Linked DNA regions of Homo sapiens: region 1 is linked to region 2. The links are chromatin loops, found by intact Hi-C in ENCODE. Cell type or tissue: CD14-positive monocyte. All regions are shown on one strand.

Region 1 (5,000 bases), 190 kb after region 2:
CCATTCATGCAATGTTCCCAACAACTAGGTGTTGTCCGCAAGGCAGATAATGAATAGTATCTGATGGGTGAGGAAACTGAGGTTCAAAGAGCTCATTACACCTGCAAGTGCAACAGAATTTATAGTCCAGTGCTCTCCCAGTAATAACCATTAGATGAGTAGATAAAGAACAGATCTTGCAGTTCAAAAATGTGTGGGTAGCCAAAGGGAAGTGGCCACGTATTCGGCTACATGCCCTGTCATGCTGATGTAGATTGACTTCCAATACAGGCTAGAGAATTCTCTTTGTATGGATGGACTCAGTCTGAGTGACACATGGTCCATGTCTCTTTGACTCTGGCCATGTTCTGCAAATGAGATGAGATTCCAATAAGAACCAAGAACGTTTTGGGATGTGTTTCTATGGAAGCCTAGATAGAGATCAGTAATCTCAGACATCACTCTGGGCAACCTCTGGGCCTGTCCATCTTCAGGCATCTAGAAATCTGTGCCCAAGGCAGACAGAAAAGACTGGGTCCTGGAAGAAGCCTCAGGCACCAATTGGACCTCAGTGTTCTTCACTTCTTTAACTGCTAAATTCACCCAATCACATTTAAATAAATTTTATAAGACTTTGAAAATGTGTTTCTGTTCCTCTAGAAATTACCTCTAAATTTTCTAGTATAAACGTCTGCCAGCTTTGTTCAGCCAAGTTCCTTTCCCCCTCTTTTCTTTGACAATGAAAGCAGCTTTGGTGCCAACGCTCAGAACTGGCAGGTGTTTGATGACACATGTTCTGTGATAAATGTTTATTACATAAGTTCATTCAAGCTAGCTACCAGAGCTTTTGAGGCATCATTGCTACTTATCATAAAATTGTCCTTGAAAACCAGAAGCCCAATATATTCCCAAAAGCTCTATTTTTTTTTCTTTCTTCTTTTAGGTTCTCTGTGTTCTATCGACGTCTGGTGCAATGGAGAAGTCAGGAGATGGTACTTGAATCCTGACTCTGTCACAAGCTGGCTGTGTGACCCTGGGAAAGCCACTTCTGTACTCTGAGCCTAGTTGCTCATTTGTAAAATGAGGAGGTGGAAGCTGTGATTGCCAGGGTCTCTCTAATTTCTGACGTATCCCGATAAGAGGACAAACTGGTGGGGAAAAAAAAAAACCAATTTCAGTCAAGCAGAAACACATGCTTGCCTTTCCTTACCCAGAATGTGCTTTACATAACCGAATTTGCTTCCTTTTTTACTGGCTTGCACTCCAGTAAGGAGGCAGGGGAGCAGCACGGCTGGCAGCAGCTTGGAGAGGGTGCAGTGTGCAGGGATGGATGTGGGGAGGGGATGCTGAGGGAGGCTTCGCTGACGAGTGAATGAGGCACAGGCACCATGAACTACTAGAGCTTTGTCACACTTCTTATTACTGTGATTATGTTATATTAGAATGAAAAGACCTGCAGGGTATTTAAAGTGCAAAAACCTAGAGAAGAACTATTAAGAAACTTCCAGTCCCATGATTATTCTAGATAAAGCATTCAGAAACTTTAGTTATGCAAATTAGATTCATTTTTGAAGAAAATACTTACATATTAAGAATTTTACGGCTGGGCGAGGTGGCTCACACCTGTAATCCCAGCACTTTGGGAGGCCGAGGAGGGGGTGAATCACCTAAGGTTAGGAGTTCGAGACCAGCCTGGCCAAAATGGTGAAACCCCATCTCTACTAAAAATGCAAAAATTAGCCGGGCATGGTAGCACGCACCTGTAGTCCCAGCTACTGGGAAGGCTGAGGCATGAGATTCACTTGAACCCAGCAGGCGGGGGTTGCAGTGAGCCAAGATCGTGGAACTGTCCTCCAGCCTGGGTGACAGAGCAAGACTCTGCCTCAAAACAAAAAAAAAAATTTAAAAATTATCAGCTTGATATTTTTTCCTCCAAAACTTTCAACTAGCCCATGCGGAAACATGTTGTAGGTCTTTTCATGCATTAACGTTTGTACCAAAAAAAGCTCACACACTGTTATTGTCTCCATTTTACAGGTGAGAAAACTGAGATGCTAGCAGGCCCAGCACCCTGTCAGAAGATTCAAATCACAGTTGGCAACGTTGAGAGTTAACCCAGATCCCCTTGCCTCCGGGTCTGGAACTCTCTGCTACTGTGCTCTAAGGCATTCTTCCACACTGCTCCACAGAGGGCTTTTCTTGGCCTCAGGCAGAGAGATGAGTAATTATCTGTAAACCGGAATCAGGGTTTATCTCTCTGCTGTCTAAAGTACTAATGTACAATCACAGACTGTCAGAGCAGTAAAGTTCCCTAGATATCATTTAAGTGTTTTTCCTCAGCTGAGTACCTCAGTGGTACTCTCTGGTGCTTTTGAACAAGTTAGTGGCAAAATCAGCACTGAAATCCCTTAACTCCCACTTTATACTATTTATGAGACTTGGTATTAAAAAACAAAGTGAAGCCAGGCATGGTGGCTCACGCCTATAATCCCAGCACTTTGGGAGGCTGAGGCAGGTGGATTGCTTGAGGCCAGTTCAAGACCAGCCTGGCCAACATGGCAAAACTCCATCTCTACTAAAAATACAAAATTTTCTGGGTATGGTGGCACACACCTGTAGTCCCAGCTACTTGGGGGGCTGAGGCAGGAGAAACACTTGAACCGGGAGGCAGAGGTTGCGGTGAGCTGAGATCATGCCACTGCACTCCAGCCTGGGTGACAAAGCAAGACTGTCTCAAAAAAATCAATCAATCAAACAACAACAACAAAACAAACTGATTTAGAAGATCAATCACTAAATAAATAGAGTATCAGGAATTATTTTTTTCAAGTTACTTAATAATCCTGCTGGCCAGGATTGGACAGAGTTAACTTTTGCCTCAATTTCTTCAATGACTTTCATTACCAACCTCACCAATATCATGTAGAGGGACTGAGGCAGAAGGAACTGTTACTGCCTATGAGTCATCCATTCTTGACCTTCAGCATGTTTTGAAAATGTGTTGTGAAATGCTTAACAATCAATAATTCCATCACCAGGCAGTATGAGGCTGGGAGTTATGCAACAGGCGGAACAGGGCATTACTGCTACATCATTCAGGAGACTCCAAATATCTGTTGTGCTCAGAACCCTCAGCAGGACCTAAAGACACAAAGTACCCATAAAAGTTATTTTTTTTTTAAAAAAAAAAACAAAGAGAAGATGGAAGACAGAGGAGAAGTGAAAGTAGACTTCTTTCCTTGCATTGGATCAGTAAAGTGGGACTAGCAGTTAAGTGTGGATACTCTCAAGCTAGCATGTCTGTTCTTTTCTGTCAATGGCTAAGTCACACTCCAATGTTACACTGCTGCTAGGCAACTCTTCTCTGCGCCCTAGACAGTGGCTTCATCTCCAGACATTGCAAGTGTCCTAGGTGAAGGTAGCTAGTACAAAGGAAAGGAGCACAGAACAAGGAGGTGAAGACCCAGTTCAAGTCCCTGGCTGCCACTTACAGGCCTATGACACTGAGAGTGGTCACATTACCTGTCAGATCTCCAGGCCCTTCTGTCCTACCAAGGGTAGATGACATCTGCCCAATAGATTATACCCAGTTCAGAAGTGATGAGGGATGTGAAAACACGTTACAAACTACACAAATGCAAGGGACTATTAGTAGAAACCCATGAATCTGATTTTGCAAGCTCAGATAAAAGGAGTCTCCCATTTAAAGATGGGCACTGGGGTATGACTTGTGGTTAGAGGCAAAATCAACGCCTGTGCCACGCAGGTGACAGAGGAGAATTTTCAGACTCTAATTTGTGCAGTCACCATGAGCTATAAGCTGGAAAATGTTTAACTGGTTCTACAGTGGTGAGAAAGCCCTGAATTATAGGTTTTGCTGATTTCTGTGGTATAAATACTTGCACCATGGCACATTCAAGCTCTCAATGTGACATCAATAACCATGGAGTGAGGAAAAGATGCCCACCACTGTCTCTCCCTTTTATGCAAGTCAACATACTACTGGAAACTTCTCTGGAGGCTTAGGACCCTATAATGAACTTTGCAAGCCTTCTTGACATATGGGACTCAAGTTGTAACATTCAGCCACAAGTGTCTGCTCTAATAATTCAGAGATGGAAATTCTTATTTTTATGGACATCCCTGAGCCCTAAAATGTAGTTCTAACATCCTTAGTAATGTTCTTTTCAAATCTGATGACTTGAGAGATCAGCAAGCACAGTGGAATCCAGCACAGCATGAAAATGGAGTCAGAATCTTAGATCAGGCAGTTGCAGTCCCATCTGTGTGACCTTGCACAAGTCACCTGCCATTTCTGAATCTCAGTTTCTTTGTCTACAATATGGGAAGAGCCCTGGTTTTGCCTGCTTCCAGGGCTATTGTGAGATCAAAGGAAAGAATGCAAGTGCAAGAGTTTTGAGGACAGCAAAATCCTATTTGGCTTTGAATTATTAATATGACTTGCTTAAAAGTTTATTACTAGACTAATCCATGCTGTGCTAGGCAAGCCTTGCACAGGAACTTGAGTCCTCTATCTAGAGCACAAGCCCATACCATGGCTCTGCTAAGTTCAGTCAGGCTCAGGTGGGGCTTGCGAGACATAAAGTGAATGGCCCCTAAGGCCTGTGGAGTAGCTCTATTACATTGGGCCTAGGAGCATCCAAAACTGCTTTTGCCCACAAACTTTCACAACAAGTAACTTGTGGAGGTTAAAAACATGATCCAGCCCAGACACCATCATTCTAGGGCTTTACCATTATCCCTGAAGAGCTGGGCAATGGACTATGCTCAAAAATTTTCCCCAACCAACTTTGAGGCCATATTTAAGGCTAGGGTCTGTTGGCGGGGGTGCCTGGGTGGGGGTCTGCATTTTAAACAAGCACCCCAGTTAATTCAGTTACAAGCAGGACTTGGTCAAAAAAAATTTTATATGGTGTGAAACTTGATGGAGCAGAACAAGGAAAAGATTCTCCATTGATTCTCTGCCAGGTACTTGATAGAAAGCAATACTTTTTGAGGGA
Region 2 (5,000 bases):
GAAAGAGGAGAGAAATGGTCCCATAATTTTGGCCTTATTTGCAGGAATTGGAAAATTTCTCCCACAGCCAGACACACTCAATTGGTTAGTTTTCTTCAAAACCCTGCCCACAGCAGCATTCTGATCAACATCCATCACTTTCCTTCCCAGGATTCCAGAGGAGATCCAGGTGGTGATCAAAGAGGAGACCCTGTTGGCAAAGCTCCCTTCTGGCACTGATGAACTGGATGTAAGGTCTATCTCTTGTCCCTCTGAATGATAACAAAAATATGCTTACCTAAAGTTGCTCCCTGGATCTCAACAGAAACTTCATAACTGGTCATTGCTTCCAGAAAACCTTCCTACCATTCAGGCTTACACATAGCTGGCCACTCAGCTAAGACAAGTAATGGGCTGAGAAAAATCAAATAAAAGTGTGTGGTTTTGATATATGCATTTTATTACTGGCATTAGTCAAGTAATCATGGGCCAGTGAATTTTCAAAGCAGCCTTTTAATACTCAAGCACAGTGCAGAGTAAGAAGGATGAGAATATGACCTTTTCAAAGCCCCATTTTTCTTAGGCCTTTTAGTAACTCCATGGCCCCAACTCTGGAATCTGAAGACTTAATCTTAAAAGATTATGTGGGAAGAGGCAGCAAGGTGTAGATAAAAACATGCTGAGCCTAAAGTCGAAAAACTGGAGACTATATTTTGATGGTAAATATCAGATGTATGACCCTGGCAAGGCATTTGACTTTCTGGCCCTGGTTTCCTCCATGAAAAACTGGGATAATATTCATATTTGTCATTTGTAACTACTACTGTGTTGTTCAAAGATAAACAGAAAGGGTATAAGATATTCGAATATTATTATTTTCATTAATTATAATTATAGTATTAGTGCTCAATTGCATTAGGCTTCTCCTTAAAACAAAATTGCTTGTATGTCTGAATGGATCAGGAAAAGAAGATGGGAGGGGCAAAAAAAGGAAAGTCACTCTTTTCCTGGAAAGCGTTGTTGTTTAATTCTTTTCTTGGAGTAAAAAATCCCAGCCACGCCGTAGGGAACAGAACATAGGCTTCTCTTTGATGTCACCCCTCACCCAATAGTATCACTTCCCTTTTTTCACCAACCGCTTCAAAGATCTTACGTCTGGGCTTCTGTAGTGACCACGCCAAACATTTAAATCCCCCACTTAAACAAGTACCAGAGACGAAACAACCAAAAGAAAGACAAAGCAAGAGGAGAGAGGGTAGAAAGAGAACAATACAATCGTGTTCTTTGAAAGGATGATGGTTAATAAGACTTACTTTAGTTTAGAGCCAAATAGTTTTCTTCCAACAGAGACGGTCATAGCAAACCCAGACAGGAGCGGGCAGGAGCAGAGACGTGAGCCCTGCTCTCTAACTAGTGGTATTATCACCCATTTGTGGCTCCTGAGAGAGAACAGCGGGGCAAGCCAGGCCTTAGCACTGTGCCTTGCATTAATTAACAAGCACGGACCTGGCCTTTCAGGTACACCAGGGATGGGCCTCTCTCCCTCGTCTTAGGTTCTGCCGGAAGCCAGGGTGAGTCCTGTACAGATTCTGAACCCTTCTTTATGTGCACAGACCCAACTCTCACGCCTACCGATGTTGGTCTGTGCTACTCCTTCATCCAGGCAGCAAATCAGCACGGACCCAGGGTAAGTCATAGAAATCAGGAAAATGAGGTAGTTACAGAGCCTGCTAAGGAGCCCAAGAAGTGAGAGTTAGGGCAGAAAGCCTCTTCAGTCACTCCTTCACCAGGCCATTCTTTTATTCCTGAGTCACCCTCCACACCCCAGCGTTCAAACTGAGACCCATCACTCTTACCAGGTATGGACAGATGCTGCAAATGCTGCCTTTTGTACGACTATGGCAATTTGACACGATGTTCTTCCTGTTGTGTTTGAAATCTCCCCATGCACTTCCTTTCAAGTGGTTATTTCTTAGCTGGATCGAGGAAAGACCAGCCTTGCATAAGACAAAGCCAGTGATCATTAGCCAGCATGGAGCCGTGAGCAGTGCATGCGTAGTTATACTAATTGGTTGATTGATGCAGGTTCTGTTGGAAAATACTGCATTTTAAGGAAGTGCAACCTTTTAACTTCTGACATGGAGTAGGCAGCATGCCAAGAGAAGGACTGGACTAGTCATAGAACAATCCGTTGAGCCGTGGGCACTGAATTGAGCACAAAATAAGCAGGGTTCACAGATTCGCAGAGGACCCAAGGAGAAGAGAGCCAGCAGGTAATTGTCAGGTACCACAGCAAATACCAGTAAGGTGATCTTGGCCCCTCCTGTTTGCCAGGTCCAGGTTTGGGCATGTCAGTTACCTCTATTACACATTTTTTTCCCCAGTGCTGCCATCTATATTTAATTAAATTGCATTATGCAGAACCCCATGGCTCAGAATCCTGGAATATTAGTGTCTTTAGTATTAAAAGACTCAATTAGCCCATGTGCACAGCGGGCTTCTCTCTCTTCCCCAAAAGGGTAGGACAACTTGTTGTTTTTGTTGTTTTTTAATATATCCAAAAATAAAACTCATTACTCACATTCCCAGAGTGGGCCTGGTAAGAGTAAATGGAACCAAAGAATCATAAAATTTTTGGATTACTCCATATCTGAATCTCCAACATATAATGCCCCTACCAAAGTGTCTATCCAGATTTTTCTTAGGTATCTCAGGGCAAGGAACTCTCCACCTTCCAAGGTGGCTCATACCATGGTTGATCACATTTAGAAGTTGAAGAGTTTAAATTTGGACTTATTTATTTGTTCAATTATAGGAAGAAATTTACCACAGCAAATTAGCACTTACCAATGATATCTGGGGGCTATGGGCATGGCTACTGACCTCAATGGATGCAAATAGGATCTATGACCACAGAATATACCCCCACTCTCAACTTATATGTAAGTCTTTGGTCAGCAAAATGGATAGACAAAATTATATGCCGCACACAGTACACATCTATTGACAGGACTAGAGGAATATTTATAAATCATAGATTTAGGTATTGATGATAAAGGCTTATATGGGAATCTTCCCTTGGTCACAGAGAAGGGAGCTAGATCTGGTCTACTTTGATTTTGGCTTCTAGGGGATCATGTGAAAACCAGGTCAATATCACATTCTTGGAAATGAGATGGACAGTTATTATGTCCTAGCTCCTTAGTCATTTTTACAGGTTTTTCCTCTTCTCTTTTGTCTTGAACCCATGCCCTAGGTCAGAAAATCATAGAATTAAATTCCTAATACAGTTTTGGAACTGAAATTTTCCCAGAAGAAATCTTATCTGATTTTCTTATCCCGAAACTAGAAAATTGAGGCCTGGAAAAAGTAGGCAGCTAGCCCAAGTTCACAGAGCTCTTTTGAGATGAAGCCAGAACTAAAATAAGTCTCCCAGCACCTAGTGGAGTGCTTTACTCTTTATTATCAATGATAATATGTTGAGTATGTACAGGGTGTGATGGTTTCTCTAATGTGCTTTGGAGCAGGAACTATAGAAAGTTTTGTGGAACAGAGAAATGAGCCAACCCTGTAGTCTCCCCAGGTGGCAACCTTGTGGAGTGAGGATTGCTAATAGGCCTTTTAAATGATCAAAACACAACAAATAAACAATGCAAACACTGTCTGATTGTATCTGCATGCAAATAAATCAAAATGATCCCCCGATAAGATGCTAGTTATTAAGCATCTACTGTGATCTAGCCACTTTACGTACATTATAGCACTCATCTTCCCAATGACTCTGTAAGATTGGTGTTATTATGCTTGTTTTTCAGGTGAGTAAACTGAGGCTCAGAAGACCGATAGCCAATGTAGCAGAGATAAGATTTAGAGGCCAGTCTTCTGGCCTCAAAATCTGTGCTGTTTTTCACCATGTCTACCATCTTCTCCAGATTTCTCAAACCCATTCTGTGTCCCATCCACCAACAAAGCCCACACATTTTATATGGCTGGTGCTGGTATGGAAAAAACTTGAGACTTTTTAAAAATTCCATGGCTATTAGTTTAATTATCTCATCAGTCAGTTAAGGAAGTATCTCCTTTATTTATTGGTGTGTTTCTCATATTTAATGCATGTTATTAATGTATTAAATTAATAATAGTAATGCAAATTAAAACTGTAGCATCTGGTGTTAAGCGGCAATGCTTGATATACAAACTTAAATAAATAAATAACATTCTGAAATATTTATTTACCAGTCATAATTTTAAAAATTGTTTATACTAAAACATGTTTATAGTAAAGACTATCTGCAAAATTGAAAATCAGAACTTGTGGGATTTTTTTGCAGTAATGCTAAGTCCAGCATTTGGTTATAAATTCTTTGCATACATTTTTTTCTTTAATGTATGCATTTTTAAAATATATATTTTGATGTTTTAAATAGAAAACATGGATTAAATAAATATTTGCCTTAATAAAGAAAGAGCTACTTTCCAGGTTAGAGTAATATTTATATACGAACAATAGATCATGGGTTCTAATAGTTCCAATGGTCCGAAAGTAAAAGAAAATGAAACATAAGATTTTAGCAGAATCCTTCCATTGCTGCTGTTAAAGTCTTGGGTGAAAGTCCATAAACATAAAACATAATGGTCTATGGGGAGTTCTACTGCAGAGGACAATTATGTGGCAGTTTAGAGAAGCCAGTCCTTGGGCTGATGAAAGAAGATCATCTTGTGAATAAAGTTGTTATGAGATGTAAGATGTATGATTTATACTCTTGTTTCATACCCAAGTGATATGTAAGCATCTTCTCTTCCTTCTAAAACTCACTGAGAATTCTTCAGTTCAAATATACAAACAATTAGAGTCAGCAATAGAAGCACAATAAAAATAGCTAACCTCCAGTGAATGCTTAGTACAAGCCAGGCACTGTTCTATACACTTACAGCTATTAACTCTCAGTCTTCATAATAAGTCGGTGCATAAGGAACTGTTATTATATCTACTTTTACAAATGCCCAAGTTTGTACAGCTG

Evidence for each region. A loop is a pair of places that touch in the nucleus more often than their neighbours do. Peaks named below come from ENCODE experiments on the same cell type or tissue, not always from the same donor. Only the 100,000 strongest peaks of a DNase experiment are listed, where the experiment ranks them.
Region 1: it touches region 2 in a loop (4-fold over the local background); 2 of 110 quality-filtered maps call a loop at or near these places.

What each region holds. Positions count from the first base shown.
Region 1 is chr3:187,966,083-187,971,082 of GRCh38, forward strand. It overlaps LINC01991 (long intergenic non-protein coding RNA 1991), which reads right to left. Exons shown (of 3, transcript NR_135538.1): 2 at 647-1,127. Among named protein-coding and RNA genes, the nearest start is that of LINC01991, 7.8 kb to the right of the region's middle. In CD14-positive monocyte, no CTCF peak of the experiment used is centred here; DNase peaks (open chromatin) are centred at 239 and 3,009; H3K4me3 peaks cover 495 bases; H3K27ac peaks cover 3,428 bases.
Region 2 is chr3:187,772,312-187,777,311 of GRCh38, forward strand. No RefSeq gene overlaps it. Among named protein-coding and RNA genes, the nearest start is that of BCL6, 29 kb to the left of the region's middle. In CD14-positive monocyte, no CTCF peak of the experiment used is centred here; DNase peaks (open chromatin) are centred at 1,100 and 2,040; H3K4me3 peaks cover 3,078 bases; H3K27ac peaks cover 3,045 bases.